Linked DNA regions of Homo sapiens: regions 1, 2 and 4 are each linked to region 3. A link is a loop called in an ENCODE intact Hi-C map of the cell type or tissue named here. Cell type or tissue: chondrocyte. All regions are shown on one strand.

The links. A loop is a pair of places that touch in the nucleus more often than their neighbours do. Peaks named below come from ENCODE experiments on the same cell type or tissue, not always from the same donor. Only the 100,000 strongest peaks of a DNase experiment are listed, where the experiment ranks them.
Region 1: it touches region 3 in a loop (11-fold over the local background); 3 of 110 quality-filtered maps call a loop at or near these places.
Region 2: a loop joins it to region 3, with 2.6 times the contacts of the local background. A loop is called at or near these places in 5 of 110 quality-filtered maps.
Region 4: a loop joins it to region 3, with 2.0 times the contacts of the local background. A loop is called at or near these places in 2 of 110 quality-filtered maps.

What each region holds. Positions count from the first base shown.
Region 1 is chr6:124,475,630-124,483,629 of GRCh38, forward strand. The region is part of intron 3 of NKAIN2 (sodium/potassium transporting ATPase interacting 2); the gene reads left to right. Among named protein-coding and RNA genes, the nearest start is that of RNF217, 480 kb to the right of the region's middle. In chondrocyte, no CTCF peak of the experiment used is centred here; no DNase peak of the experiment used is centred here.
Region 2 is chr6:124,369,121-124,377,120 of GRCh38, forward strand. The region is part of intron 3 of NKAIN2 (sodium/potassium transporting ATPase interacting 2); the gene reads left to right. Among named protein-coding and RNA genes, the nearest start is that of NKAIN2, 570 kb to the left of the region's middle. In chondrocyte, no CTCF peak of the experiment used is centred here; no DNase peak of the experiment used is centred here.
Region 3 is chr6:123,797,753-123,805,752 of GRCh38, forward strand. NKAIN2 (sodium/potassium transporting ATPase interacting 2) reads left to right here and starts at 6,113. Exons shown (of 7, transcript NM_001040214.3): 1 at 6,113-6,502. The coding sequence starts at 6,449. RefSeq lists an enhancer at 4,869-4,918. In chondrocyte, CTCF peaks have their summits at 4,990 (motif pointing right) and 5,225; DNase peaks (open chromatin) are centred at 5,029, 5,519 and 6,309.
Region 4 is chr6:124,671,101-124,679,100 of GRCh38, forward strand. All of the region lies in intron 4 of NKAIN2 (sodium/potassium transporting ATPase interacting 2), which reads left to right. Among named protein-coding and RNA genes, the nearest start is that of RNF217, 290 kb to the right of the region's middle. In chondrocyte, no CTCF peak of the experiment used is centred here; no DNase peak of the experiment used is centred here.

The DNA.
Region 1 (8,000 bases), 680 kb after region 3:
CAGCTCTGTAACTAGACCGAAGGTAGTTTTCCTTTCTCTGCATATTAATAATGACAGGTGGTGCTGGAGATAATTTTAACCAGATTATGGTGAGCTGTAGTTCTGATTCAAAGGCTTTTTTCACTGCCTTACTTGAATAGAGTATGACTGAACACACTTTAAAATTTATTTCTTTCCCGAAAGCATTTGAAGATTTTTGTGAGAGAACTGATGAAGTACTTGCTTTTCTCAAAATAAATAAATAAATAAATCTTTGAAAAACTTAAAGCGCTGATTTTTAAAAGGCATCTCAGACATTTGTGTGGTAGCTTTTTCTAATTTCTGAATATGAAGATGCCTGTTAATAGCTTCCAAATGGCAAAGTGTGTGTGTATGTATGTGTGTGTGAGCGTGTGTGTGTGTGAGAGAGTGTGTGTGTGAGAGAGAGAGAGAGAGAGTGTGTGTGTGTGTGTGTGTGTGTGTGTGTGTGCGTGCGCGCGCGCATGCATGTAAAGGATGCACAGGAAAATAATTTCTTATCCTTGGACTTTAAAACAAAGCCCTTCCTAATTGGCAAAATATGGAAATCGTTTTGGCCAAGAAATAAACTGTCTTTGGTGTTTACATTTTACAAGAAAATTTTTTTCTAAGCTGTGTTTTGCCTATCATCTGCCTCTTGGTCAAAGTCTGAGGCATTTGAATCTCATTCAGAAGCGTCATTACCTCTTAAGGAGGTTTTAAATCAATCAAACCTGTTTCTTTTACTGAATTCATATGTATGTATGTGACTGTGTGTGTGTGTGTGTGTGTGTGTGTGTGTGTGTGTGTGTGTGTGAACATAAGAAAAAATATACTTTTCCAATTTTTGACAGGCATGTTTAAGGCATAGTCACATTTGCTAAAGCAATCAGAAGCAAAAAATACAATCAAAATTCTCAGACACCAAGTTTAGAAACCAATTAAATCTAGTCAGTGTTAAGATTTCAAATTGACCCAACAAGAATTTCCTTTTCTAAAGCAATGCTAAATGTATTGTCATAACAAGGGAAATATACCCCATGACAGCACCAAGTCATTATTTTATTTAAAAATCATTTACATCTAGTTTCCTATATTCTGAGCATTTTGCAAACGTGCACCCAATCTTGATAACAATGATGTGAGATAGGAACTGTTACTGCCCCTGTTTTATTTCTGTGATACATGTGACATTGAGGCACAGATACCCCAAGGTCCCACAGCATATGAAAGGGGTGGACCCTAGATATGAATTTAGGCAAGCTTCTGTTTACAACAATTATTTCTGACAGCATCAAAATTCATGTACTTAACCATTATATTCAACTGCCTTAATCAAAGTGTCACCCTTTGTACTGAAAGTGCTTACAAGTACAGAGCCTCAGGACTTCCAGCCACAATTAAATAATCCTGAAGAAGAAAGGTGAGAGCTATATGACTCTGCATTAATTTTTTCTGTCAGATTTCCCAAAGTACTTAAAATGCATCGCATCTCTTATAAAGCTTTTTCAAGGGGTGATGGATTTGATATAATCCTTAACCAAAGTAAGGAGAATATAAGAGCTATTGTGGGCATAAGTCTTAGTCCACAAACTCAAATGAAGTAGAAATATTCTTAAGTGCTCCGTAGCTTAATTTAGTTTCTAATGCAGAGCTTCCCTTTGTGGCCCTACACTAGGTTTCTGCTCTATCCCTAGAGTCTTCCACAGTGTCTGGACATTGGGAGGGAGAAGGGAGATGGGCCATCTGCTCTAGTCCCTGTCTCATACAAGTTGCCAATGAGATGACTAGTTCTGAATGCCTCTTCACGTCCTCTTAGCTTTCTGCTACTTTGTGTCACCTGTGAGAACCAAAAACCTTTTGCAAGGCTGCATATAATCTGTCTGCCTGGATCTACCTGTTTGGTGCTTCTCCAGTGGTGGTACTCCTGCATCAGCCCCCAGATAATAATATCTCTTTCCTCCCCCTGCTGCCTTTCTCTCTTCTTCTTCCTTTTCTTCTTTTTCTTCTTCTTCTCCTCCCACTTCCTCTTATCCTTCCCCTTCTCCTTTCCCCTCCCCTCTCCCTCATCCTCTCCCTCCCCCTTACTCTTCCCCCTTCCCCCTCCCTCTCCTTCCCCCTTCCCCTTTTCCTTTCCCCCCCTCCCTTCTCCTTCCCTCCTCCCTCTTCCCCTTCCCCCCTCCTCTCCATCTCTCTCTCCTCCTTCTTCTTCCTCTTCCTCTTCTTCCTCTCTCTCTCTCTCAATGTTTGGGAAAGAATCCTAGCATTTTCTCCAATTATCTGGTCATAACTCCCTGTCAATGCCAATGAATATCCTTTACAAAGAACTTCAGTGGTTAGAATACAAAATCAGAGACTCTCAGTTTATTTGGGGATTCTGTCCTGCCACACTTTTCCTTTGAAGCGACAAGCACAAAGCCAAATATCTGCTAATATTGGTGAAAGGATAAAGGAGAAATACTAACCAAGGCATACAATTTCCTCTCAAAATGGTTGCCCTTCTCTTCAAGAATGCATGAAGAACTTTTTCTCTAAGGCCAAACTATTAGACGTTAAGTTGAATGTGTTTTGTCTTAACAGATATAAGGAAAGTGCTCTGAAAAGAACAGTATTTATCTTAATATTAGTTGCACTGTCAGGTCAGAAAACAATGCTGTTTAAAAAAAGCACTGCTCTATTTATCAAGCCAAAATTAAATGGTATACCCAGTATGCAGACCTTTCTCTCTCTAATGCCATTCTCAAATAAAAGGAGCCAGGGCTCCTTGGAGAAATGGCTGATTCTAGATGTGCAACAGGGAATACACAAAATAAACCTGGAGCATCTGGTAGTGTCAGAGAAATAAGAAAGTACTAAAACATGTACACAATCACACACACACGTGCATGTGCACACACACACAGGAAGATGGGGGTATGTCAAAGGGACATTGCAGCCAAAAGAAAGGGCTCTAAATAACCAAAGCTAAAACAATTTGAGCAAGAAAATAAATAGCATAGTATTAGATTATAATCTGAGGTATAAAGTAAATATCTCTAAGTCTATTCTGATATAAGTAAATGATTGAATACATGAATTGATGGGGGAGGATAGACATATCTCCTGTGCAGCAGTATTCCAAATAATTGATGTAGATATTCTGCCCTCAAGGAGATAAGGCATGACTATTCATTCCTTTAGTGTGGGCTTCCCATAATGACTTCTTTCCAAATAGTACAGTATGGAAGTGAGGGTGAAAGAGTAATTTTACAGTGGAGAAACCTGAAAAACATCACTTTAGCCAGATAACTAAGGATATATCAACAGGGGCAAATCATGTTGAAAGCATTTACTCTTGATATGATGTGATAAGAATAGCACTTTACCTCTGTTGTCTCCCTCCCCAAAACATAGTACCCTAGTCTGAGCATGAGGAAAACCGACAAACACAAATGGAGGGATATTCTACAAAATATCTGACCAGTACTGTTCAAAACTGCAAAGGTCATCAAAAGCAAGGAAATCTGAGAAATTATCATAGTTTAGAGGAGCCTGGGGAGATAGGACAACTAAATGTGGTATCATGGATGAGACCCTGGAACATAAAAAGAATAGTAGGTAAAAACTAAGGAAATCTGAATAAAATATGCCCTTTAATTAATAATCATGTATCGATATTGGTTCCTTAGCTATGGGAAACATACCATACCAATGTGAGATGTTAATAATAGAAGAACTGGTTGTGGGTATATGGCAACTCTCTGTACTTTCTTCAAAACCTTTTGGTAAATGTCAAACAGACTTTATTTTAAGAAATACAGTGGTACCCAAACAATCTCTGGATGGAATGAATCATGTCACCGAGTTTGCCCTGATCTGTTGCCCTGTCTGCATCCTTCAGCTTTCACATGGTAATGGGATGGGAAGGATTCTGTCTGTGACAATAATTGAGGCATGGGCAAATGTAAGAATGAAAGCTGTAACATTTTAAGTTTCTTATTGAATCATTTGTTGGCTCCAATCAATATACAGTTAGAAATTAGAAAAGAAAATCTAGAATCAGCATATTTTCTTAAATGATTATTTTGCCTTTTAATTTGTATTTGTTTGTTTAAAAGCCTATAGTCGCATACAACTTGGGAGCTTATGGAAAAATTGTTAATACTGTTAGTGTATTTTTTTTCAACTCAGGCATATAAAAGATACTATTGCACAGTTATTAAAAACAAAAGAAAAACAAACAATAACAACAAAAAAAGCAGATTGAATTCAGATAAATGTATTAGACCTAATTAGAAATAGCATTAAAAAACAAAGACAAAACAACTAAGAAACAAAAAGCCTAAGAGAAAACTTTACACTTCTTAGATGGAATCACAGCTGTCCAATGCCAAGACACTAATGCATTCTGCATCAAACAGATTGCAGAGGAAAATACAATCTTATTTTAGATGCAGTTCAGGTTTTGGGACCATCCCCCACCTTCTGAGGTCATTTGCTTTTTAGTTCATGACATTACATAGACATTGCTCATACCTCATTAAATGCCAATTGAGTTTAAGTGAGGTAATAAAATTCTTTTTTATTTTTTTATTTTTTGGAATGTCTGTACAGCACATTGAGAGGCATTTCATTTCAGAGTTTAAAATATTTAGTGAGCAGGTGGCTAACTGCCAACTACAACTTACTACTTAACAGCTCTCAGTGAAAAAACTCTGAAGAAATCAACATCAGCAACTCTTACAGCTCCTTCAGGCCAAGGTTTGTAGGTTTCTAAGTGTGTTAGGAAAAGCCTACGGTATGTGGCAAGGAAATGACATGAGTGAGACGTTAAAGAGCAGATATCAAGATCTATGCCAGCATTTGACCTTTCAGCTTGCACCTTTGACTTTTTCTTGTCAATTAATACTCTTGCTGGTTACAGATCATTTTATAACTTGAGATGCAACTCTAGACTTGTTTTAGTTCCAAGATGTTGAGGTATTATTATTATTATTATTATTATTATTATTACCATTATCAGTTTGTTTTTATTATTAGCTTTACTAGAAGTGGGACTTTGAGGTCCTCTATTTGAATTTGCTTTGAAAAAGTGGCTCTAGAGGTATTTTTATTCTTAGGATTTCTTTGGCATTTTTCTATTTGCTATTTGTTGCCGTGTTAATAGAAAAGTGTAATATCTGAAATTGATTGGCAGTGTTTGAAATTATTATCTGTAACAAATTTCTGAAACTCAGTAACTTCAGGAAAACTACTAAGAATGACGCTTTACATTCCTTTGTGGAACAACTGAAATAAGATATATATTGCCAAAGAAGATCCTATATACAACCCAAAAATGAATTCACAGATTTTGTAAACTCTTATTAGGAGTAACACTGGGCGTTTACAAGAGGGCATCTCCATTCTGAAAAAAGCACAGCCTCAGATTCCTAAATTTCATGCTATGCACTGTTCCATCTTACATGGAGAAATCATGTCAAAAGGAATGGGGGAAATGATCTTAAAGCAACATCTTAATTAAACTGTTTATTAGTCATTGATTTCCTGGCAGGTTAGAGTTACTTTTTTTTTTTTTTTTTTCACAGTGGAACACCCAATGAAAAGAAACTATCTTAAGAATTATAATAAGTAGGCTAAGATAGGAAGAAAAAATATTATTTCCAAGTTTCAGTTGGCATTAAATGACTCTGGTAATACCCTTGGGTCCCAGATGCTACATTATTTTTTTTAAATCAGGGAAGAATGGACTACAAAATCTCTCCCAGGTCTAAAATTATTTTATTCCATAAACACAGATATTATTACTCTCTACAAAATTGTCAGTTAAGAATAGTCTAAGAGTAGTTAAATCACTGTCTGTCATTATCAATAGAAAAAAAATGTGATTCACTTTAATCTATGACAGTATTACCATTCTCTGCCTGCTAATACATCCATTGGTCTTAATTCTGTTTTTCAAATCTTTTACACAGACTTTTATCAACATTGGAATTTAGATGCAAAGTGTTTCTTGTTTCAGAGATTAGTGAGATATTATTTTTTAAAATTCTTTTTACCAGGTTTTTGTATTAAAGCAAGTCATGACTAAATTTGCATGCTTGTAAAATTTATTTTCACTTTAAGAAATTTGTTTAGATATTCATTAAGAGAGAAACTTTGAAATCTGTGGATCCTGAGAGACTTGAGTGTTTCTATAGATCATGCATGCATAACAGGGGTAATATTTTTCCTAAGGGGCAAAAAACGTGTTTTTGGCAGGCGAGGGGGAATAAAAAAATCATAGCTATTGCAATGGTTTGTGGCCTTATAAAGAGCCTTAGTGCATAAACAAATGTATGTATGACTGTGGCAAATTTTATAGAGATTCAAAAAAATGTTCAAAAAGTTTTCTTAGAAAGATGATAATAAAACTCCAAATCACTGAAAAACCAAAGCAATTTAAATGTATTACATAGTTTTAAACCCTCAAAAATTTATCTGGGTTAGAAAGCAGAGTGCCAAGTCTCTTCCCAAAGCAAATTAAACTGGCTGAGTTACAAACCTCTCAAAAATTGGATTTATAATGAGTATGCAGGCAGATCTTTAACTATAGAGACTCCTGAGAAGACTGAGCTACTCTAACATTCTTTGTGAGCCTAATTGAAACTGATTGTGGTTGGCACCTTATAATAAACTTTAGTTTAAATGATTTTATCTTGGTTCTAAAAACAGTTTGGCCCCATGTGTTTCTAAAATGTGCAATAAAATTCCTTTATAATTCAATAAAGATAAGAGATCTACAATGTTGGATTTCTACTGTGTTCAACGTCCTTTTAAAATGCAAACATGAACTCAGCCAAAGTGTAGACCACAAAAGTCATGCCTCTCCATCTTCACCCTATGTGAGTGTGTGTGTATACTTGGGAATTTCTTTGCTTTTGCTTTCTTACGGGCGAAATCCTTAAGAGAACATTCTTTCTTTAATTCTGTATTTAAGCAAAAACTAAGGGAGAATATGACTTGCCATCCTCAAAACTGATTTTATTTTATAAATACTTTCAAGAAAATTAAGACTTTTCTATACTTAAAAATCATATTCTGCCATTCATTATTACCAGGAAATAATATTGGATTCTGTTGAAAAGAATGTGTGTCCAATACGTGATCAAGTAGTTTAATATGGTAGCAATTTACCTTCATGCTATTTATTTTACATGTTTTGCTAATAACAATGGTGATCAACTATACTCTATAAGAAATGTGGTGGCTGGGCGCGGTGGCTCACGCCTGTAATCCCAGCACTTCGGGAGGCCGAGGCGGGCGGATCACGAGGTCAGGAGATTGAGACCACGGTGAAACCCTGTCTCTACTAAAAATACCAAAAATTAGCCGGGCGTGGTGGTGGGCGCCTGTAGTCCCAGCTACTCGGGAGGCTGAGGCAGGAGAATGGCGTGAACCCAGGAGGCGGAGCTTGCAGTGAGCCGAGATCGTGCCACTGCACTCCAGCCTGGACGACAGAGACTGTGTTTCAAAAAAAAAAAGGAAATGTGGTAAGCAAATGATGATACCAATTATACTAACAAAGCTGAAATTTTAACAGCATCATTGTAAAATGCTTCTATTATAATGAATCTATCAAGTTCCGATGATCATATGACTTATTTTGCCAACATCACTCCATAAGTCATAGCCATGAAAGAATAAGAGGCAAATAAAATGTATTTTGCATCTATGTGCCATACATTTTGCTAAGAGATAATCACATCCAAAAATATGGGGATTGAGTCACAAAATAGGAATTTCAGATAATAGAGCAAATCACTTTAGAAAAATAATGAAAAAGTATTATAGCTCATGTTTACAACCCTGATATTAAGACTTATATCACAATTTTTTATTTAAATGAAGGTAAAAATATTTCAAGTTTTGACTTTTTAGTTTAAACCTAGAAAAAAGATAAACCTGTTGAATTTCTGTTCATGACTTGCAAAAATGGCATGCAGAAGAATAAGGAAAACAGGTAAATAAGTATGAATAAAAAG
Region 2 (8,000 bases), 570 kb after region 3:
AATAAAATAATAACAAATATGAACATGACGTAAGCAATTACCATCCTTGTTTGTCTCTAAAGCCCACTCTATGGAAATTATTCTAGGATAGTAATTTTTATTCTGTCCCCCATTTTAAAAACCTGTGCTTGTATAGGTTTATTATTTATGGAGTCATGTAAAATAACAAGAATACATTTGCATTAAGAGTTCCATGGCTTTAAATTTAAAAATAATTGAATTTTAAAAAATGGACACCACTGTAATTTTCTGAAAACCTTGAAATAATTGGTCCACATAAGAATTATTTCCTATTAAGTGGCCCCTTAGGTCAAGCTTGTCCAATCCACAGCCTGCAAGCTGCATGCAACCCAGGATGGCTTTGAGTGTGGCCCAACACACATTTGTAAACTGTCTTAAACATTGTGAGTTTTTTGTGTGTGATTTATGTTTTCAGCTCATCAGCTATAGTCAGTGTTAGTATATTTCATGTGATCCCCAAGACAATTACTTTTCTTCCAGTGTGGCCCAGGGAAGCCAAAAGATTGGGTACCCTGCCTTACATCCCAAAATAGTTTCAAAATTTACCTGAAAAGTATGTCCAATTCCTCATACCACCCCAGCCCCTGGTGTGCTTTTGGTCTTTGATAAGTTCTGTGATGGCTGTGTCAAAATCACCGCCTTTATTTAAACTACTACCCAGACATGATCCTTGGGACTCATTTGGAAACTAAATTAAGATTGGCAGTTGACAAATTTGCTTTAGAGGGCAGAATGTCAATTTTTTTTTTTTTTTTTTAACCTGTGGATTCACTCTGGGACAATTGATGCTTTGATGAAATAGGGGGAAATTATATAAAAATACAACTCAAGGGATATTAAATAGCAAAATTTGTTTCTGGCATCCAGGGTTATTTGGCAAAGAAAGAGCAAACAAGTGACTGTTTTTCATGCCTTTCATATGATGACAAACCTATTCTATTCTGCTTTGCACTTAAAATTTACATTGAAAATGCAATTGAACCTTTGGTTTAGTAGTTCAGTACGCTACAGGTAACCAGGGAGCAATGTTCAGTAAATACCGTGCTACTAGATGCAAAACAATACAGAGAAAATGAGGCTATTTAGCTCTCTTTCTTGATTGAGATTTGCATGAAGAAATTTCGAAATATTTAAGTTTCAGCGTAGCACTTAGAGTGTCACTTCTCTTCCGCCTCTTTATAGGTTATATTTTTAATTTTTAATAACGCAAAATGTGTATACAGCCTGATGCAATCAGAAAGGCATCTTAGAAGGGTAAAAAGAGGAGGATGACTCACTAATAAACAGTCATTTATAGAATATAATTAGTTTTTCTCTTTTCTTCATTAGCACATGCAACCTGCTAGAGGAATGAGTCTAAGGGTAATTGTAGGACTCCAGGGTTTTCACACTCAGAGGTAGCATAATATATAAAACTGAAGTAATTAGGAGCTACGTCAAAAATGTCATCTTTCTTATGTGTAAAAACTAGGCATTTTGTAGCAAAATAGCAATATTAATACCACAGGGATACTCTGTTTCTTTTCCACTCTGACAGAAAAATCTCTAGTGATAGGTCCTCAAATCTTTTATTTAAATTATAAGTGAGAATGAGTTTGGTGCCCTCAATTAGTCCTTAGAGGGGAACCAATAGCACACAAGCAGGCACACTTCTTGCAATTGCTTCTGAAGAGATCTGTAGCTATATAGGCACTCGCAAAGGCTGTGACCCCCCCGGAAGGTACACCCAGTACACTCGATTCACCAGAAAGCCTACAGAATGAATGGACTCGAGATTTTGCACTCTGGTTTTATGAGTACAAGTAATCCATTGAGAAATTTTTACACCCAGACCCCCCAGTACTTATTTTCTAACGCATTTCTGCAGTGTGTTAACTGCGGCATCATAGTGTGCTACATAATGAGTCCAATTCTTCTTGTCTGTTTCTTGTTTCCTTCTCAATGAAAAATAAAAAACAAAGATAGCTGAGTTTAATATTGCCAAATAGCCAAATAATTAGTACAACTGAATATTATTTTCTCTTTAAGTTATACCTCAATAAATATAAAGCTAGAAGCATAGTTTTGAAAACAAAGTTAACAGAATATTATCTAACAGCAATAATGGGTCTGAAATGTTCCATGCAAGGAAACATAAAATGTTAATTGCTTACGAGATAACGAGACAAGAGTGTTTCCCTACAATCTTGTAACTCTAGAAAGATGAGCATTCTTAGTCTGTGACTAATTCCATTGTTTATTAATTCCATTGTTTTTTAACAGTGTAAGTTGGTCAAGAGCAGTGGCTCACACCTGTAATCCCAGCACTTTGGGAGGCCAAGGTGGGAGGATCATGAGGTCAGGAGTTCAAGACCAGTCTGACCAACAGGGTGAAACCCCGTCTCTACTAAAAATACAAAAAAATTAGCTGGGCATGGTGACGTGTGCCTGTAATCCCAGCTACTCAGGAGGCTGAGGCAGGAGAATCGCTTGAACTTGGGAGGCAAAGGTTGCAGTGAACCAAGATTGCGCCACTGCACTCCAGCCTGGGGGAGAGAGCAAGACTCTGTCTCAAAAAAAAAAAAAAAAAAAGAAAGAAAGGAAAAAAAAGAGTGTAAGTTAAGTTTTAGCAGTGTTGTGTTAGAGTTTTCTTTTATAAAGGTAAAAAAAACACACTGTAAATGTGATTTATGAGGGTTACAACATTTTCCAAGTTTATATCACTTCCCTGGTTGTGTTTTATTTTCTCAGTGATTCCATTCTGTCGAGTATTGCATAAGATCAAAGTCTCTCTACCAGGGCACACATGACGTGATCCTGTTTGGAAAACATTATCAAACAGTCAAGCTAAAATGCAAATGAACACAAACCCTAGTATTTTCTCTTGACAACTGTGGAATTACTAAACATAAAGACATGAAGATTGAGAAAGGAAGGGAGTAAAACAATTACATATTTAAAAATAAGGAGAAACTGGATTGGTTTTGATGATAAATTTATTGGTACTACAAAAAGCTCTCATGACAAAATACCATACATGTTTATACAAAGTATTATTAATGAAAGAAATTTGGTTTCAGTTTTATATTATTACAAGGTATTTTATAATCTAAATATTTCATCATATGTTTGGCCGAATTTCAAGTTACATTCTCCCAGCGTGTGTTAAAAGGAAAAATACAACATGAAAAAACAATATTTTGAGTGGGATGTGCAGGCTGTCTGTATGTGACATGTATCACCCCTCAGATCTTCAGGGTCTGTTCCATCTGTGTTTATTTTTCCTGAAGCTGTCCACTCACTTGAGCAGGCTGCCCTTCCCAGATAGAGAAAAGCCAGTCTTTGAAATTCACTAGAATTGCTGTTCTCAGGATTTTTATGTTTGTCTTAATTGATAAACTGCCTTAAGAGAAAGGATACTCAAGTTTACTTCACACTGAAATGTTCTCTTTAGGAAACATACATTTTGGAAAATATTAAAAAATACTTTACCCTGACTAAAAACAAGTTACCATATATGGTGATTTTGCATATTCAATGTTCCTGTATATTCCAAGTATACTTTTAGTTTATGTGTCAAAATTAGGTACATCTAAATCACTGGCAAATATTCTTTTTCATTATGATTCTAATTCTTGTTCCATTATTATAAACATTTCTATACTTTTCTAATATGCTTTGCTGAAAAGAAAATAATAGATATTTGTTAAAAATTTTTCTGAACATTCTGGGTTGATCCTCACATTTGATTGAACTTAAGCAATGTAAAATAACTCGTAATTTTCCTCAGCTTTCTAAAAACAGAGTTTGGATATTGTTCTAAGTGTAAGGAAACATTGAAAAACATAAGTATGATATGATTCAAATTATAGTTATAAATATCACTATGACTGTTGTGAAAATAACTCTGGCAGGAGCAAGAGTTGCAAGAGGAAAATCAGTTTGGGTATTTTTGCATTAGTCTAAGTTAGAGATGCTTTTGGCTTTGATTGAGAAAGCAGTAATGGAGGCAGTAAAAAGTATATATCCTAATGTCATATAAGATTACATCTAGTTATATTCTCGATATCATAAAGTTAGTGCTACAAGATTTGCTAATGTCATGGATGCAGGGTGTAGGAAGGGAGTGATCAGGTTTGACATCTAGGTTTGTAGTCTGAGGCATCAGAATTTGGTGTTTCCCTTTGTTGACATGAGAAAGACAGGGAGCAGGTTTGGAAATGAAAGTAGTATGTGTGCAGAATCCATGGCTCTATTTTGTCAACATCAAGTCTTGGTTGCCCATTAGACATCTCAAGCAGTGTTGTCAAGCAGGGTGTAGGGTGTGTCAGTCTTTAATTCAGATGCTTTTTGAACAGTAGACAGGAGTTTCAGTCATTAGTATGTAAATAGAGATTAAAGGCACATGAAAGAATGAGATTTCTTAGGGGAGACACTTAGGGAAAGGAAGAGAGCTGAGAATTATGCCCCAGGGCTCTGCAACTTCTCATGTCTGAAGAAGAGGATCCAGAAAAGGAGACAAAGGAGGAGTGCCCAGTGACGTAGGAAGGAAGCCAGGGCACTAGTGTTCAAGAGCTTTGGTTAAAACACTGACAGGGAAGGATGATAAATTGGATAAGGATGAAGATTAAAAAGTGAATATTAAGTATGGCAAAGAGAAAGTTATTGCCAACTTTGCTAAAAGTGGTTTTGGTGGAAAAATAGTAAAGAGAGCTTTATTAAATGAGGTGAGGTGAGAAAATGCAGACAGAGAGTAAAGGCGGCTTTTTCATGAGGTCTTGTAGTAAGATGCTGAGAAATAGGGATGCAGGAAAAAAGACACAGAGGAGTCCAGGGAGGTTTGTTCATTTGTTTTTGTTGGTTTTGTTGAATACAGTTATTGGAAGATGTTTGTATGCTGATGGAAGCAACATAGTGAGACGGAGAAACTGATGGAGTGGGAGCAAAATTCTTGAGTAACTTAGAGAGGATGGAAACCAGTGCTGAAGTACAGGGTTTGACCTTAGGTAAGAAAAGGGACAGTGAATCTGCTGCAAGGAGAAAATGCAGAGCTGATGTATGTAGATGCAGGCAGACTGGTAGATTTGGTGGTAAGGCAGTTAGGAAACTCTTTTAATTGCTTCAATGTGCTTCAGTAAAATGAGTCAAAGGTCATCAATTTAAGTGAAAAGGTATAAAGAGAGTTTTGAAAAAAAAAATGGAAAAGTGTATATGAATGGAGTGACCCACAAGAATCTATTTGACATTAATTTTCTAATAATGATGACCCCGATGTGCTGCTCCATTAACAGGGTTGTCAAGTGTTACCTATGACCTATGAAACTCATGGAAGCTGGTTAGGTTGAGCAGCAATGATGTTAGCCAACATAGCCATTTGCTTGTAACTGTTACTGCATCAGCGTCACGCTCTTTTGAACCAATTAAGGAAATTAGATTCAGAGACCTGACTAGCGAGAAAGCTTATTTAGCATCAATTTTCTGTATTGGTTTCTTACGCAACAAAGTTATAATTTTTCTTTGTTTTTAAATGTTATCAGTAATTAAAATGCAACTTCAGAGTGTCCTGTCCTACACATAATTAGAAATTAGGACAAAGTGTTATGTGCAAAGATGTTAAAACATTATTTATACTGGGAAAATATAACAACCTAACTATCCAACAGTAAGAGAATAGTTATAATATATCCCTAGGTGGTTTATTTTACGGTGCTTTTAAGATCAGAAAATTAGTTCTAAAATGATAATAATATATTAATAGTTCTGTAGGAAAGAATTTAACACAATGGCATGCAAGACACTGGCTGAAATGGCCTCTGCTATCTCCTCAGCTCATTCTCTGCCCACTATCCCTTGCAGATTCCTCTATGGCATTCTACTTTCTGCTGTCCTTCAAAACCTCCAAGCAGATCCTTCTCTCACTTCATTTTTTGGTGTTATTCCATCTGCCTAGAGCCTTGTTTCTCAGACCTCCTCATGGCCTTAGACATGAGACATGAGAAAATAAGACAACTCCTTATCTTCACGTAGGTCTCTGGTCTACGGTCACCTCCTCAATAAGGTCTTCTTAGATTATTCTGCCTAAAACACGTGCTCCAGATCCCACTCCTATTACTTGTCTTCACTGCTAATCATGGCACTTATCATAGTCTGGCATTACTTTTTACACTTGTTTACTTGTGGAATGTCTGTCTTTCCTGTGAAAATGGGGACTTACCTCTTCCATATACGTATCAAGAACAATGCCAGTAGGTACTCACTATATATATATATATGTATATAAATTATATATATATGTATATAAATTACATATATATATAAATTACATTTATATATATTACATAAACTAATGAATTGATAATGCGTCAAAGGAATAGCATTTTAATATATTCTATAATGATAAAATTATACTTTGATATCCACTTTTGCTCACCCAGAAAGTTCTCACATCATTTAGGTATCAGTAAATGTCTAAAAGGAAGCAGTACAGACTTTATACAATAAAGAACAAAACAAAACAAAAACTGAGGTAGAGCAGATAAAAATCAGAAAAGGTGCTCCCCATTCAGCTGAAGAAACTATCAGCTCACGAGAAAATGTTGTTGAAACCATCATTTTCTCCAGAAAGTTAAGAGGTTACAGAACTCAGAAAGAAGGGGGAGGAAGACATTTTTTAAATGAAGAAACACAGAAATTATTTGTAGTCAGAATAAACACCAGACCTCTATCAAGAACCTAATGGCTCAAAAACTCTTAATCAAGTACTGCTTTAATGTTACATAGAGAATACTCTCTAGGTTAAGCCTTTGCCCTTAGTTCTAAGAGACATAATGTCTGAGGGTGCCTGCACATAGTTTACATTGGAGTATGAATAGAGAATGTAAAAGAAGATTCTAATAGTAGGTAGCAGGAAAGGTCAGAAAAGCAATGAACAGTTTTGAGATTTGAAGTGTTTGTGTGGGAGAAAGGTGCAAAGAAATTGAAATTTAATTACTCTCTAATTGGAGATATAATGTTGCTTAAAAGAAAAAATTACAAATGCACAACTCTAAAAACCCACCCTGATAAATCACATATCATATCCACTTCCTTTCAGCCACACATACATATGCAAAGACATAGAAAATGATTTCTTTTCATCCAAGTGTGATTAAATGAGATTTAGAAAATGGCTACTTGGTGAGATTTTTGTAAGGCACTGAAATCAACAATTTTTATGGTAAAGAACATATGTTGGTTTTGATTTATTATTTATTTTCCAGTTTGAATAATGCAAGATGTTTTTATAAAAAGTTATGGGGAAATGCTAAGCAGACAAAAAATCTCATAGTGTGAAATACATGAGTACATTAAAAAATTGCAATAAAGCCTCCTGCAAGGAGAATTAGCATTGAGTGTATGCAATATGTATTTTCCCCAAGCAAATTTAATTTGATACATATTTTCAAAGTTTAAAAGTTTTCTCTCTTTATTAAATCAGAGAACATGTGACAAGTATAAACTTCCCTACATCACTGCCTTTGTTTAAGCTTACCCTACAGTTAGAGGCCCTTCTCACATCCAGCCTCAATCTTCCCTATCCAATATAAAACAGAATAATGTGATGCATTTTAGAATTATGTTTTTATAAATTTCTCTACTATAAATATCATTTATCTGACTTTGATTTTTATTCTTTCTTGGAAAAATGACATAAAAATCCATGCCATTTATGATGTTTGCTTTTATCTAGATGTATCCTAATTCATAAAAAAAAGACGTTTCCTTTAAAATTGATCTATTGGTTAAATTCTGACCATACTCCCTACAAATCAGCTTCTGGATCAACAAAATATTCTTGATGAAGGAACTTTGGTATTGTCAGCCATGTTGATGGATGCTTGGTAAACAGCAATATATTCTATCACCCATTTAAGGTGGGTTTAGAGTTTTCTGATCTATGGGACTAGCAAAATGTTGCTTTAGCAAAGACTTTAATATGCCATCTAGATGGAAGACATATT
Region 3 (8,000 bases):
ACTCGATATGGCACCGTTCCTCAGGGTTAGCAGCCAGCTACCTGGTGGCTGGTTGATTATATTGCACCTCTTCCATCATGAGAAGGGCAGAGGTTTGTCCTCATGGGAACAGACACTTACTCTGGATATAGGTTTGCCTATCCTACATACAATGCTTCTGCCTAGACTATCATCTGTGGCCTCATGGGATGCCTTATCCACTGTCATGGTATTCCACACAACACTGCCCGTGACCAAGGCACTCTCTTTACAGGTAAAGAAGTGCAGCAGTGGGCTCATGCTCATGGAATTCACTGTTCTTACCATGTTCCCCATCATCCTGAAGCAGCTGGATTGATAGAATGGTGGAATGGCCTTTTGAAGTCACAATTATAACACCAACTAGGTGACAATATTTTGCAGAGCTGGGGCAAAGTTCTCCAGAAGGCTGTGTATGCTCAGAAGCAGTGCCCGCTATATGGTACTGTTTCTCCCATAGCCAGGATTCATGGGTCCAGGATTCAATGGGTGGAAGTGGAAGTAGCACTAACAAAATGTTTGCTTCCTGTTCCTACAACATTACATTCTGCTGGCCTAGAGGTCTTAGTTCCAGAAGGAGGAATGCTGCCACCAGGAGACCCAATGATTCCATTAAGCTGAAAGTTAAAATTCCCATGTAGACACTTTGGGCTCTTCCTACTTTTAAGTCAATACGCTAAGAAGGGAGTTACAGTGTTAGCTGGGGTGACTGACCTGGACTGTCAAGAAGAAATCAGTCTACTACTCCACCACGAAGGTAAGGAAGAGTATGCATGAAATACAGGAGATCCATTAGAGTGTCTCTTAGTATTACCATGCCCTGTGATTAAGGTCAATGGAAAGTACAACAGCCCAATCCAAACAGGACTACGAATGACCAGACCCTTCAGGAATGAAGGTTTGCATCACTCTACCAGGAAAAAAAAACAACACACACACATACACACACACACACTCACACACACACCCTGCTAAGGTGCTTGCTGAAGGCAAAGGGAATACAGAATGGATAGTAGAAGAAGGCAGTCATCAATACCAGCTATGACCAGGTGACCTGCTGCAGCTATGGGGACTGTAATTGTCATGAGTTATTTCCTCCTTCTTTTGTTAAAAATATGTTTGTGCTTGTATACACTTGTACTAAGAAAATATCTTCATTTTATTTCCTTTCTCCTTTCCCATGTGACATAAGAGTTTTTGACTTCACATGAGCATTTAAGTGTTGTTAACTTTATGTAATAGTGTTCGGGTTGGGGATTGGTGGGTTTCCGTTTGTATGAAAGATAGCTGTATTATGTTAGGCATAATTATGACCTTATTACTGTCATTATTTGAAGATTATGTATGATATCAGGAAATGCATATGGGTTCAAGTTGACAAAGGTAGACTTGTGATGGTTAATACTGAGTGTCAACTTGATTGGATCTAAGGATACAAAGTATTGATCCTGGGTGTGTCTGTGAGGGTGTTGCCAAAGGAGATTAACATTTCAGTCAGCGGGTTGGGAAAGGCAGACTCACCCTTAATCTGGGTAGACACAATCTAATCATCTGCCAGCTTGGCTAGAATATAAGCAGGCAGAAAAATGCGAAAAGTGAGACTGACCTAGCCTCCCAGACTGCATCTCTCTCCCATGCTGGATGCTCCCTGCCCTTGAATATCAGACTCCAAGTTCTTCATTGTTGGAACTCGGACTGGCTCTCCTTGCTCCTCAGCTTGCAGACAGCCTATTGTGGGACCCTGTGATCCTGTGAGTTAGTACTTAATAAACTCCCATATATATATATATATATATATATATATATATATATATATATATGGCATATATATAAAACATATATATATAAAACTCCCATATATATATAAATATATATATATTCCATTAGTTCTGTCTCTTTAGAGAGCCCTAATACAGCATTGCTCTAAAAGTTTAACTTAGTTGATGCTTACTAAATTCTCCCAAAAACTCTATATGTGCATTATTACCCCTCCCATTTTATAAATAAGAAAACCAAAGCACAAAGAGCTAAGCAATTTACCTAAGACTACATAGTTGATAAATGGCAGAGCTTGGATTATGAAACTCAATGTCTGGCTGCAGAGTCCATGAACTTAATAGTTAATAACCTGGATACATGTTTTTGGTCTATTGTCAAGTGAAAAAAAGCAGGTTAAAAGATGTTGTGCATGATATCACCCTATTTTTGTTAGAAAATGGTTTGTATAAAAATGACATCAATTATCTCTGGATGGAAGAATTGGTGGCTATTTTCATCTTATATGCCATTAACATTTAAAATATACTATCATTTTCCTAATCATTATCCAAACAAGAAAAAAATCCATGTTAATATAAAATATATAATGTGTACAATGAGTCAAATAGGTTGGTTTTGTGATTGTAAAGATGTGATTATTATGCATCCTATGCCTGTATCGAAATGTCTCCTGTACCCCATAAATATATACATCTACTATGTACCCACAAAAATCTTCAAGAGAACTAATTTTTGCTTTCATGATTTAAAATAATGAATGGAGGCAATAAAACTCAGTGAAATTGTTTAGCAGAGTTGCAACGCCAAGCTTGAGCTTTTGGTGTAGCTGAAGTGATTGAGTGTTAGCAGTCTGTAACCCGGTTCACTCAGTGGCTGTGTGCCTACTGCATTGCATGAGTTGTTCTGAGAGATAAATGAGATAATAGATCTGAAACAACCTTGAAAACTACTTTAAAACAGTACGGGAAGGTGAGGCAGATGGAGGTGTGGAATGTGCAGCACATTTTCCCCATAGAAACAAGGCAATTCACAATACTTATGTCACCATATTAGTCAACAAAAGGTCTAACACCTTATATAGCAAAACAGTTTATGACCTTATTTCTAAGTGAAAATGCAATCAACATTCAAATTGGAGACATCTCTCTCCTTCACAAACGTCTGTGGAACTGTTGGGATTCTCTTTTTAGTCTCTTCTACTAAGACACTCAGTTCCAGGAATAATAGAAAACAGAATAGGAAGTGCATAGCCACATTAAGTTATAGAATTGCATCTATAACTAGGGTGCCCTTTCATAAGTCAGGCATTGCCTATACTGTATGTAAAGGATGTGATGCCAATTTAGAGATAAAATATGTGTGATTATTCTTCTAAATATTTTTGTCATCACTTTCGTATGGAATTCTAAAAGAATGACAGGGAAGTATATTGAAATAAAGGAGTGTGGTACAGTAGTTCGAAAAGCGAATTTTGGTGTCTTATAATCATGCCCTTCAAATTCTAATTCTGCCGCCAAGAACACGTGCACCCGTGATAAAAATATTTGATTTCTCTCTGAGTTTGTATATCTTTAGAATGTGCATTGTATCAACTCATGTGTTTCCTGTGAGGAATGAATGAGACGATGTAGGTTTAGTACATAAGGCAGTAGTTGCACATAGTGAAGTCTCAACATTGTTTGTAGTTCACACTTCTGAGAACACTGTGCCAATGACGTCAGATGAGGTATAAAAGCCCCTGGAGACTGCCTTAGGTTGGGATTCTCAAGAGGCAGGCTCTGACACAAGGATTTGAGTGGTTTATTTCAGAGGTGATCCCAGGAAGCAGTGGTATGAAAGCAGGGAGATGAGGCATGGAAGGGAAGGAAGCCAATTCAGAGCGCATGAATGAGCCAGTTACTACTGTGGACACCTAGGGCTCAATCTCGGTGGGGACCTTAATGGTGTAGACTAGAACATGTCTGACGGTTTCCCATATGAGGATTGAAGAAGCTGGGGTATTTATCCTCCAATTCCCATCCATTATTGCGTGAGGGTAGCTCTTAGGGCTGGAACCTTATTGTTCAGCCAAGCACCTCCAATGGCTAGAAAACAGACTGTCCCAAGTGATTACAAAAACGCAAGCATGGACTGAAAGGGCACAGTCCAAGAACTATGGTGGGGCACTGCTGGAGTCAGCTACAGATAGCATTCTGCTTTCCTATACAACCTAAAGATTACTCAGGCTATTGCTGGTTGCAGGGAAACCTCTGCAGGATTACGGAGGGATCCATATAAATGTGTTGTTCCTATGATTAATTTGAGGAGGTAATAGAATGCTTTTGACAGTATGGCAGCAGCTTCTTCAACAGTCAATTAACTTACAGCTTTCTGTTTGGCAATGCAAAATACCCATAGCCCTAGCAGGTACAGGACAGCTAACGTGTATAAAGACAGAAGAGCAACTAAGAGAAACATTTTCCACTAGATAACTGGCTTCAGTTTTACCAAAGGTTGTGGAACTATTACCTTCCAGGCTTTGCAGTGCCTAAGAGCACATATTGGGCTCTTGGGAATTTTATTAAACATTGAAAGACACTTTTCAGAAGAAAAGCCCCTTTACAAATGGGTCGATTAAAACCAGACATTCTCATTATAGCAATAAAATATCTGTGCTCCATAAATTTAACAAAGTTAATCCCTTTTTGGCTCCCTAGGACTGACGAAACGTTTCTGAAAATTCAGTGCCAGGCTCTGGAGAATAGTCTCTCTGCCCTATTCAATTTATTTGTATTTAGTCATTCTGATACGTCATAATGTTTATTCAAAGGAAGCAATCATTCGGGATCCTTATTTGTGGTTCCCAGCATAACTTTATCCTGTATAAATGCCATTTTTCTCAGTAGGCGCCAAGTTCCAGTTGCTACAGAGAGCTCTCTGCTTGATGTGGCTTCGTCATCTTAATCTCTTAAGAAGGGTGCTAGGGAGCTGTTTGCTATTTAGCTCCCTAAACCATCCTCTTATCAATCGCGACACTTCACCCCAATGAGTCAGTTCCTCAGTGGATCTCAACAAATAATCTTCACTTCCTGGAAAAGTTAGGATTGCTTTCCTTAGCTGCCAGGGCTAAAAAGGAAACTTGGTCCTAAATATCCACGCCCCAGGGGCAGCCACTTGGGCCAGCATGTTGCGCCCTTCAGCTTTCCGCCCGCAGGTGGCAGCAGCGGGCTCCGAAGCCTGTCTCTGCAGGTAGCAGCCGCTTCACAGCTTTCAGGCCGGTGCTCAGCGGAGGCTGGTGCATCTCCACTAGGAATCCACACCCAGCTGGGACTGCTGTGAAGCTGAAGTAACTGAGTATTAAACTAGTCTCCGACTCTTTAGTATTTTAAGTGAAAACAAACAACAGTTTGAAGCAGCAACAGCAACTCATTGCATCCCTATTCCCTCCGGTTGCTAATTTTTCCCAACTCCAGCAGCAACTCGGTCCCCTTCCCCAAGCAGGGTCGGCTCCGTAGCTCTCCGCGCTCCGACCCTTCAGATCCTCGGGAGCCCAGGGGAGCCAGGTGCTGGGCGGTGCGTCCGGTGCCGCCGCGCCCCTTCTCGCCACCTCTGGCCTCTCCGCCACTCGGGCTTTCCGGCCGCTCTGGATGCCTCGGTTGCACCCCTGTTCCATGACCCCAGCTTCCTTCCCTAACCCTCCTCTTGGTCCCTTCTCCCCCGAGCGCGCGCGCACACACACACTCGGTTCGCTCCCGCGGAGTGGCTCTGGGAGCACGACCGACTTCAGCTCAGCAAACCGCGGTCATGCCGCCCAGACTCCTCGCCCCGAGGCCCCGGTCCCCGCCGCCGCCGCTTTCGCGCCGCTCCTTTCCGCCTAGACACCGCCGCCTGCGGCCGCCTGGGCGGCAGCCCCTGCGGTCCTCAAAGTTGGCCCCCTGGGAGGGGGCGGCAGGGAGCAGGATGAAGGATTTGTTGTAGGAGGAGGATTCACACATCTGGGCGAAGGGAGGGGCAGCGCCGCTGCTGGGACGCGGCGCGGACCCGCATCATTGCGCGCAGCAGCCGCTGCAGCAGCCGCCGGGGACCGCGGAGCCGGGACGCCCCCGCTCGGCCCGCGCCCCGCTCCCCGCCCCACCCCCGCCCGCCGGGCCCAGCAACGCAGGGTGCCTAGGAGCCGCGGGCTGCGCAGGGAGGCGGGCAGCGGCCCTCGCGCGCTTCTGCCGCCCCCGGAGCCGGCGCGCGGCGAGCGCAGGGCGAGCGCGCGTCGGGCGGCGGCCGCGCTGGGGGGCGTGAGGCGAGCGGCGCGGAGAGCGGCAGGGGCGAAACTTCGCGGGCCAGATGCCCGAGGGCGCGGCGGCGCTGCCAGGCTGCCGCTGCTGCCCCTGCGGGCCCCGAGCGCGCCTCCGCAGGCGGCACTGCCCGCGGCGCGGCGTGTGCACCGAGCGAGTGAAGGTATGTGTGGCGGGCGCGGCTGGAGCTGCCGCCGCCGCCGCCGCCGCGCCAGCAGGTCCTAATGCCTGTCACTTCCCAGGACGCTGGCAGCAGCAGCAGCCCGGAGCCCCCGAGCCCTCGGCAGGTTTGCGTGTCCTTCCCCGCGATCTGATTGGATAAAGTGGGGGCTCGACGGTGGCCGACGTGGGACAGTCTGGCTGTGGCAGGGGTCTCGGAAACCATGGGTTATTGCAGTGGCAGGTGCACGCTTATCTTTATCTGTGGCATGCAACTGGTAAGTGACACTTGGGTCCCCTTATTCTGTAATGTGTCTTTGAGATAGTGGGCAGGGGAGTGCAGCAAAGGGTCTGCCATTGACTAGAATGGACGAAAAAGATAAAAGAGAAGGTGACAGATATATTGCCTATATTGAAGATGATTTCAGGGAGACGCACTCTGGGGTACAGGAGAGGTGAGCCTTTCCGTTCCCACCTATTTCTGTCCCTTTTAAGACAGTTTGGCAGGTGCGGGTTAAACTTGTCTTTAATTTCTTTAGGAAAAGCAAGATGTAGCTCTTGTTCTTTATGCTTTGCATTCCTATTCATGTAACAACGTGATTGTCACCTACAATTTACCGTACAGGTTGTTAAACAGAGGAATACGGAATTTTGGACTTTTCTTCTCTATACTAATTTTGCAGTATCTTTGTTTCTTCATAGACATGTTTTTTTTCTTTTTTTAAGGAAAATGTTGTCTTTAAGTATAATGCTCTAAAAAAACCACTGTTTAGGGCACATGGTATCCTTACAACAGTCTAATTTAGACTGTTTGAGTTTTAGCCACATTGAGTTTTTAAAGTATGCAGATTGAACAAAAATACTTAGGTGAACTCAGCAACACCATTGTCATAGACGGAACCAGTAACCTTTAAATCACAATTAACACAGACAATTCCAAGAAAAACTATTCTGTCTTACATTATGCATATTATTGCTCCTGAAATAGATACTGTTGTCTGATCCTATAGGATGGAGAATTCTATGTACTTTTTGAGGAATGTTGTACAGTTGCAAAGGGGCAAGGAACCAATAATGGAAAACGTCATGTCTCTGAATTTCAATTCCCTAAGGGCAATGGAAGGAGGGTCTGAGTAGAGAGTTGAGAGGTGAAAAATACACCACTCTAAGTGGTTAATTTGAGGTAGGAGCTACTTGCTCACACTTGTCATTAAATATATTTCCTTAGAAAGTATAAATTAACTGGAATAGTCATGTCCGTTTTCAACAACTGTTTCATAAAGGTTGAAGTGACTACAAGGCAGAAGATGTTTAAGTGTCCAATCAGTAAAGTGTTCAAAAGAGCAAGGATTTGCCATTGAAACTGGCAGAGGAATTCCTTAAGTGTTCTTGTTTATCAGTTGTCGTGAAGCCCATGAGTGTTAGTTATTGCTGCTTTGTTTAATATTTAGCTGAAACAGTGCTTTTTGTTGTGTGTTGTCTTAGGATGTTTTTCTTTCCCCTGAAAGTTATCTGATGGTGTCTATTTTGATCTGTGATTTATGCGCTTATGCACTTGGTTGTAAGACAAAGATGGAACTATAAATGTAATTTTCAGAATGTGGTAGTTTCTCAATGATGTGTAAACCAGTTTATTTTTCTGTACCACAGATTCATATAAGTTTTGCAATGAAGGATTTTTACTCTTAATAATAAAGCTAACCAAAACAATGAGGGAGTTTACTTTGTTAAACAACCCATTAGGCTAAGTCTGCCAAACTGTATAAAGGTTTTCAA
Region 4 (8,000 bases), 870 kb after region 3:
ATGTGATTTGTTCCATTTAACACGAAGCCTTAAGGTTTGAGAAGAGAGGGAGGAGAAGGTTCTATGTATACAACCCACACATCACAATTTAAACTGAAGCTGATTTTCTCTCTTTTTTAGATTGGAATTGAGGTATCATTATATCTCTCCTCCTTTCCCACCCCACAACCTCTGGTTGAAAACAATTCTATTATTGAGGTTATAACGTTAACTGAGAAAATTATTTTTCTCTGCCAGCAAACTTTCTTTTCCATTCAAGGGCAATTTTCTCTCATAGCAAACTATACTTAAATGCCAACATCTGCTACATCTAAGCTGTATATAAAATGATGTCTGGCATTTACATGATGCCAATGACATGGTTAGAGAAACTCATACACTTGGCTTACACAGGATTTTCTTCTCATCTATAGCTTTCCTCTATTTCTGTCCTTCCTTAGGATCTGTCTGCCTCTCTAAATGTGCCACACAAGTTCAAAATACTCTGAAAGCTGAACCTTCAGCTCTTATTCTGATCAACAATCTGTTTTTGCCTTAATCCATTTCTTTCCAGGCATAAAAACTATATAGAGCCTCATGATAAAAATTTCACCATCCCTGCACTCTCTGAGTATATAGCAGCTGATGCAAGACATATTTTAGGTACTTGGTTTTTTCTTGGATTTAAAAATCTCTTCGTTCTCTTAATGGCTATTGATTCTGGCCTCACAAACCAAAATCACCATTTCATTTTCAGTTCTAGGTGAGCTGGGATAAATATAATTAAATTATAGATGACTCTGGAGGCAATCCAGTTAGTTACAAATTGAGGTCATTCTAAGTACAGAATGGGGCAGTTAGCTTTAATATTAGATTGGCCACCAAGAACCATACAATATTTTAATGTTTTTCCTGTCAATGAGCCCATTTTAAAAAACAAAAAAGAGAGAAGAAACTGTTCTAAATATTTATGAAGTGAACTAGAATGCCATTCTTAAGTCTTCTACCACTTACTAGATTGTTAGTCTGGGGAGAAAATTACATTTCATAGTACTTTCAGATATTGCTCTAGGACTCAGAGAAGTGAGATGAAAGAATTATAAGTCTGCAATGATGCCTCCAGATAACAGAGGAAATCAAATCTTGTGAGCCGGGAAGCAAAGTTGCCTTCACTGTCATCATCAAGGGGATGATTTGTAAGAATATTGGGCATGAAATAAATTCTTGCCAAAGTTGTCTACAGGAGTGTCCAATGTGGGAATTGTTGTCATCTCTTTCACCCTTCTAACATTAAAAGGAACTTACTGAAAAAGTTCTCAGACTGGATTTTGCTAAATTGTGTCTGCTTTGGAATCTTTGTCCATCAGTCAAGTCTCTATGACTATTGGATAGTGCTTTTAACTCTGTGTGGTCAAAACTTTGGAAGAAGTAAGAGAAATATCTTTCATTCCAAAGAACAAAAGAGGACCATTAGTCAGAGCATCTTTATTTTTCATAAAAAGAAAAGTCAGTTAGATTGATCATTCATGAATATTTATAATATATCAGATATTCTTTGGGGCTCTCTGGAAAAAAGTAGTAAGCCTTTGACAATGAGGCTGTGTGGAATAAGGGAAAGGAATAGATATAACTGATATTAAATAAAGTTAAAAAATGGCTTGACAAAGAAGAGGATTCAACATCTCAGATTATTGAAACCCTATGTAAAAGATACAGAGACAAAGGTTAGGCATCTTCTCTAAGCCTCAGTTTCCTCATCTGTAATAGGCATAACTACTCTCTAACTCATTTGGTATTTTTAATTGTTGTAAAAAACACATGACCTGAAATCCACCTTCTCAACAAATTTTTAAGTGTCCAAGACACTGCTGCTGACTGTATGCACATTGTTGTAAAGCAGATCTCCAGAACTTTACATCTTGCATGGCTGAAAATATACACTCATTGAACAGCAACTCCTCATTTTCTCCCTTCCCCAAGCTTCTGGCACCCACCATCATACTCTCTGCTTCTGTGAGTCTCACTACTTTAGATAACTCTTGTTAAGTGGAATCATGTAGTATCTGTCCTTCTGTGATGTGCTTGTCTCATTAAGCATGATATCCTCTAAGTTCATCTATATTGTTGCCTATAATAGGATGTTCTTCTTTTTAATGCTGAATAACATTCCATGATATGTATATACCACATTTTCTCTATCCATTCACCTGTCAGCAGATATTTAGGTTGATTTCATATCTTGCCTACTGTGAATAGTGCTGCAGTGAACATGGGAATGCAGATGTTCGTTCAAGATTCAATTTTCAGTCCTTTGGCTAAATATCCAAAAGTGAAATTGTTGAATGATATGATCATTTTACTTTTAATTTTTTGAGAACTGTATACTGTTACACCATTTTACATTTCAAGCATCAGTACACTAGGGTTCCAGTTTCTCCACATCGTTGTCAACACTTGTTATTTTCTGTTTGGTTGTTGTTGTTGTTTAATAATGGCCATCCTAACAAGTATGAGGTGATATCTCACTGTGGTTTTGATTTGTATTTCCCGGATGATTAGTGATGTTGAACTTTTTTCATATACCTGTTGGCCATTTGAATGTCTTTTTTGAAGAAATATTTACTTAAGTTCTTTGCCCATTTTTTAATTGGGTTTTTTTTTCACTATTAAATTTTAGAGGTTTATCATATATTTTAGATATTAACCTATTATCAGATATATGGTTTACCAATATTTTCCACTATTCCCTAGGTTGCCTTTTCAGTCTGTTTATTATTTCCTTTGCTGTGCAGAAACTTTTATTTTAAAGTCTAACTTGTCTATTTTTTGTGGTTGCTTGTGCTTTTTATTTCATATCAAAGAAATCATTACCAAAACCAATGCTATGAAGTTTTCCACCTATATATCTTCTAGGAGTTTTACAGCTTCTTAAGCCTTTCTTCCATTTTGATTTGGTTTTTGTATATATTAGTTCAGTTTCTTTCTTTTGCATGTGGATATTTACTTAACATCATTTGTTGTGAAGACTATCATCTCACCATTGTGTAGTCTTGACAACCTTGTCAAAAATCATTTGACTGTATATGCATAGGCTTCTTTGGCTTATTTTGGGGCTCTCTACTCTGTTTCATTAGTCTATATGTATCTGTTGTTATGCCAGTACCATACTGTTTTGATTATTGTAGCTTTGTAATATGTTTTGAAGTCAGGACGTGTGAGGCTTCTGCTTTGTTTTTCTTTCTCAAGATTGTTTGGGCTGTTGGGGTCTTTTTGGTTCCATATGACTATTAGAATATTTTTTCTATTTCTGCAAAAAAGAGCCATTGTGCTTTTGATAGAGATTTCATTGAATCTGTAGATTGTTTCCGGTACTATTAACATTTTTAAGAATAGTAAGTTCTTTCAATCCATGAACATGAATGTCTTTCCATTTATTTATATCTTCTTTAATTACTTAGCAATGTTTTATAGTTTTCAGGGTACAAGCCTTTCATATCATTTGTTAAGTTTATTCTTAAGTATTTTATTCCTTTAGATGTGATTATAAGTGAGATTTTCTTAATTTCTTTTTCAGATTATTTGCTGTTAATGTATAGAAATACAACTGATTTTTTTGTGTTGCTTTAATATCCTGCAATGTTTGTGAATTTGTTTCTAACAGGTTTTTTTGTGAGACCTTTAGTGTTTGATATGGGTTTTACAGATTATGTCATCTGAGAACAGAAATATTATTCTTTCTTCTTTTCTGATTTGGATACCTTTTATTTCTTTCTCTTGCCTAATTTATCTTGGTGAGGACTTCCAATACAATGTTGAATAAAAGTGGCAAGAGTGGGCATCCTTGCCTTGTTCCTGATCTTCAAGAAAAAACTCTCCATTTTTCACCATTAAGCATGAGGTTAGCTGTGAGTGAGCTTTTCATATATGGTTCTTGTTTTACTGGCATAATTTCCTTCTATTCATAGTTTGTTGAGTGTTTTTATCATGAAAAAGAGGTGAATTTTGTCAAATGCTTTTTTCTGCATCCATTGATCTGATCTTGAGATTTTTAAATTCCTTCATTCTGTTAATGTGGTATGTTACATTAATTGATTTTTGTATGTTGAACCATCTTTACATCCCAGGGATAAATTCTACTTGATTATAGCCTATGGTCCTGTTAAGGTGTTGTTAAGTTTAGTTTGCTAGTATTTGTTGAAGATGTTTTTGTTTTGCTAGTATTTGTTGAAGATGTAAACATCGATGTTCATCAGGTATATTGACCTATAGTTTTCTTTCTTGTAGTGTCTTTTTGTGGTTCTGATATCAGGACAATGTTGGCCATATAAAATGAGCTTGTAAGTGTTCTCTCTTCTTTAATTTTTTTGAAAAAGTTTGAGAGGCATTGGCATGAATAGTTCCTTAAATGTTTGGTAGAGTTAATCAGTGAAACTGCTTGTTCTTGGACTTATGAGTTATTGCTCAGTTCAGATTTTCTATTTCTTGATAATTAAGTCTTGATAGATTATATACTTTTAGGAATTTATTCATGTCTTCCAAGTTATCTAATTTGTTGCTGTATAATTATTCATGGTAGTCTCTTATAATCCTTTGTATTTCTATCACATTCATAATGTCTCCATTTTCGTTTCTGATTTTGAGTCTTCTTTTTTCTTTTTTATCCTAAGTGAATGTTTGTTAATATTGTTGATCTTTTCAAAAAACAGTTGTTAGTTTTTTTGTTTTTTTAATATTTTTTTCCATTCTCTATCTCATTTAATGTTTACTACTTCCTTCCTTCTGTTCAAAATTGGGCTTATTTTTTCCTTCTTTTTCTGGTTCTTTGAGTTGTAAAGTTACATTGTTTGTTTAATATCTTTCTTCTTTTTTAATGTATGCATTTACCACTGTAAACTGCTTTCTTCATACTGCTTAGCTGCATCTCATAAGTGTTGATACGTTTTGTTTTTATTTTTGTTTCTCAAAACATTTTATAATTTCCCTTTTGATTTTTCCTTTGTCCCGTTGGTTGTTCGAGAATGTATTGCTTAATTCTCACTTATTCATGAATTCTCCTATGTTTCTTTTGCTGTTGATTTCTAGCTTCATTCCATTGTGGTCAGAAAATATTTTTGGTATGATTTCAATCTTCTTAAATCTGTCATGACTTATTTTGTGACCTAACATGTGATTCATTTGGAGAATGTTGTGTGTGTGCTTGAGAAGAATGTATATTCTGCTGCTGTTGGACAGAATGTTCTGTATATGTCTTTTAGCTCCATTTTGTCTATATTGTTGTTCTAGTCCTCTTTTTCTTATCGACTTTCTATCTGGGTGTTCTATCCATTATTGAATGTGGGGTATTGAAATCTCCTACTATCATTTAATTGCTGTTTATTTCTCCCTTCAGTTCGTCAGTAACTGCTTCATATATTTGAGTGCTCTGATGTTGGATGCATAAATATCTATAATTGTTATATCTTCCTCATGAGTTCACCCTATTATCCCTATATAGTCCTTCTTTGTCTCTTGTGACTATTTATTATTTATTTATTTTTAGAGACAGAGTCTCACTCTGTTGCCCAGCCTAGAATGCAGTGGCACAATCATAGCTTACTGCAGCCTCAAAATCGTGAGCTGAAATGATCTCCCACCTTAGTCTCCCAAAGTACTGGGATTATAGGCATGAGCCACCACAACTAGCCTTCTTGTGACAATTTATTTAAAGTCTATTTTGTATTCTATAAGTATGGCCCACCCCTACACTTTTTTGGTTAATATTTGCATGGAGTATCTTTTTCCATCCTTTCACATTTAGCCCATGTGAATACTTAAACCTAAAATAAGTCTCTTGTTATCTCAAGATCCAGCATTAAATTGGATCTTGTGGGGTTTGTTGTTGTTGTCGTTGTTGTTGTTTTGGGGTGGAGGACAGTGTCTCGCTCTGTCGCCCAGACTGGAGTCCAGTGGCGTGATCTCGGCTCACTGCAACCTCTGCCTCCTGGGTTCAAGCAATTCTCCTGCCTCAGCCTCCCAAGTAGCTGGGATTGCAGGTCCACGCCACCACACCCAGCTAATTTTTGTATTTTTAGTAGTGACAAGGTTTCACCATGTTGGCCAGGCTGGTCTCGAACTCCTGACCTGAAGTGATCCACCTGCCTTGGCCCTCCAAAGTGCTGGGATTACAGGCGTGAGCCACCGGGTCTGGCCAGATCTTGTGTTTTTATTCATTCAGTCATTTCCCATATTTTCAAAAAGGAGTTTAATCTGTTTATATTTAAAGTAATTTCTGAAAAGGAAGGGCTTACTATTGCCATTTTGTTAATTGTTTTCTCTTGGTCTTGTAGGTTTTTTTCATCTTCTTTCACTCTTACAGTCTATCTTTATGTTTCATTGACTTTTTTTAGTGGCATACTTTGACTTATTTCTCCTTTGTGTGCCTTCAATATTTTCTTTATGGTTACTATGAGATTTATTTAAAACATCATATAGGTAAAACAATCTATTATAAACTAATCACAACTTCAATCAAATACAAAAACTACTTTTTCATCACATACACATTATGTTACTGATGTCATAAATTACATCTTTTTATACTGTGTATCTATTAACATATTTTTATAGTAATAGTTATTTTTGTAATTTTGTATTTTACTTCTATGTCAGAATTAAAATTGATTTATGTACCATTACAGTTTTACAGTATTCTGTATTTATCCCTTATGTATTTACATTTACCCATGATCTTTCTATTTTCATATGCTTTTGTGTTGTTATCTAGCATCCTTTCATTTCCACTTAAAGGACTTCCTTTAACCTTTCTTTTTAAGGCAGGTCTAGTGGCCATAAACTCCTTCAGTTTTTCTTTATCCAGGAATGTCTTCTTTTTCCTTCATTTTTGAATGACAGTTTTGTCAGATTTAGCATTTTTTGCTGGTAGTGTTTTTTTTCTTTCAGCACTTTGAATATATTATCCCACTCCCTTCTGAGTTGCAAGATATTTTTTAGAAATCCACTTACAGTCTTATAGAAACTACCTTGTATGTGATGTCTCTTTTTTCGTGCTACTTTCAAAATTCTGTCTTCATTTGACTTTTAACAATTTAATTATCATGTGTCTCAATGTGGATTTATTTACATTAATTGTAGTTGGAACTACAGCTTTTTGAATCTGGGTGTCCATTTCCTTACCTAGATTTAGGGAGTTTGGGGGCACTATTTTTTCAAATAAGCTTACTTTTCCTTTCTCTCTCTAGTCTCCTCCTGAAACTCTCATAATATATACATTGGTTCACTTAATGATGTACCATAAGTTCCTTAAGCTTTCTTCAACTTTCTTCATTCTTTTTTTATTTTCTCCTCTTTCTGGATAATTTCAAATAACCACTCTTTGAGTTTGCTGATTGATTTTTTTTCTCATACCTGATCAAGTCTGCTGTTGTAGCTTTCTAGTGAATTTTTCAATTCAGTTATTATATGCTTCAGGTCTAAAATTCATTTGGTTCGTTTTAATATTTTTCATCTCTTTGTTAATAATCTCATTTTGTTCACCCATTGTTTTCCTGAAATACTGAGCATCTTTATGACAGTTATTTTGAATTCTTTGTCAGAAATTTTATATACCACCATAGTTTGGAGTTCATTTGTGGAAATTTTCTTTTGCTCTTTTGATTGTGCCATGTTTCCCTGTTTCTTCATGTGCCTTGTAACTTTTGTTCGGATTCACACATTTGTCAAAGTAGCCACTTCTCCCAAACTTTAAAAACTGGCTTTGTACAGGGAAAGATCTTTGTTAATCAACCCACCTACAGACTCTGACAACTTCTCAAACCTTTTCTATGGATGAATCTTCTCTGGACTAGTGTGTGTAAATTTCAAATCAGAGCGATTTACTAGTTTCATTTTTTCCAGCAGTTTGTGTTCTTTCACTCCCTTGGTGCATGTCAGAAGTACCAAAGGTTCTCCGGAGTGATCATCAGATGCCTAGCTGTTTTATTCTCTGTGGTCCACAGGCTTCTCGAGTATACTAGGTCTCATTA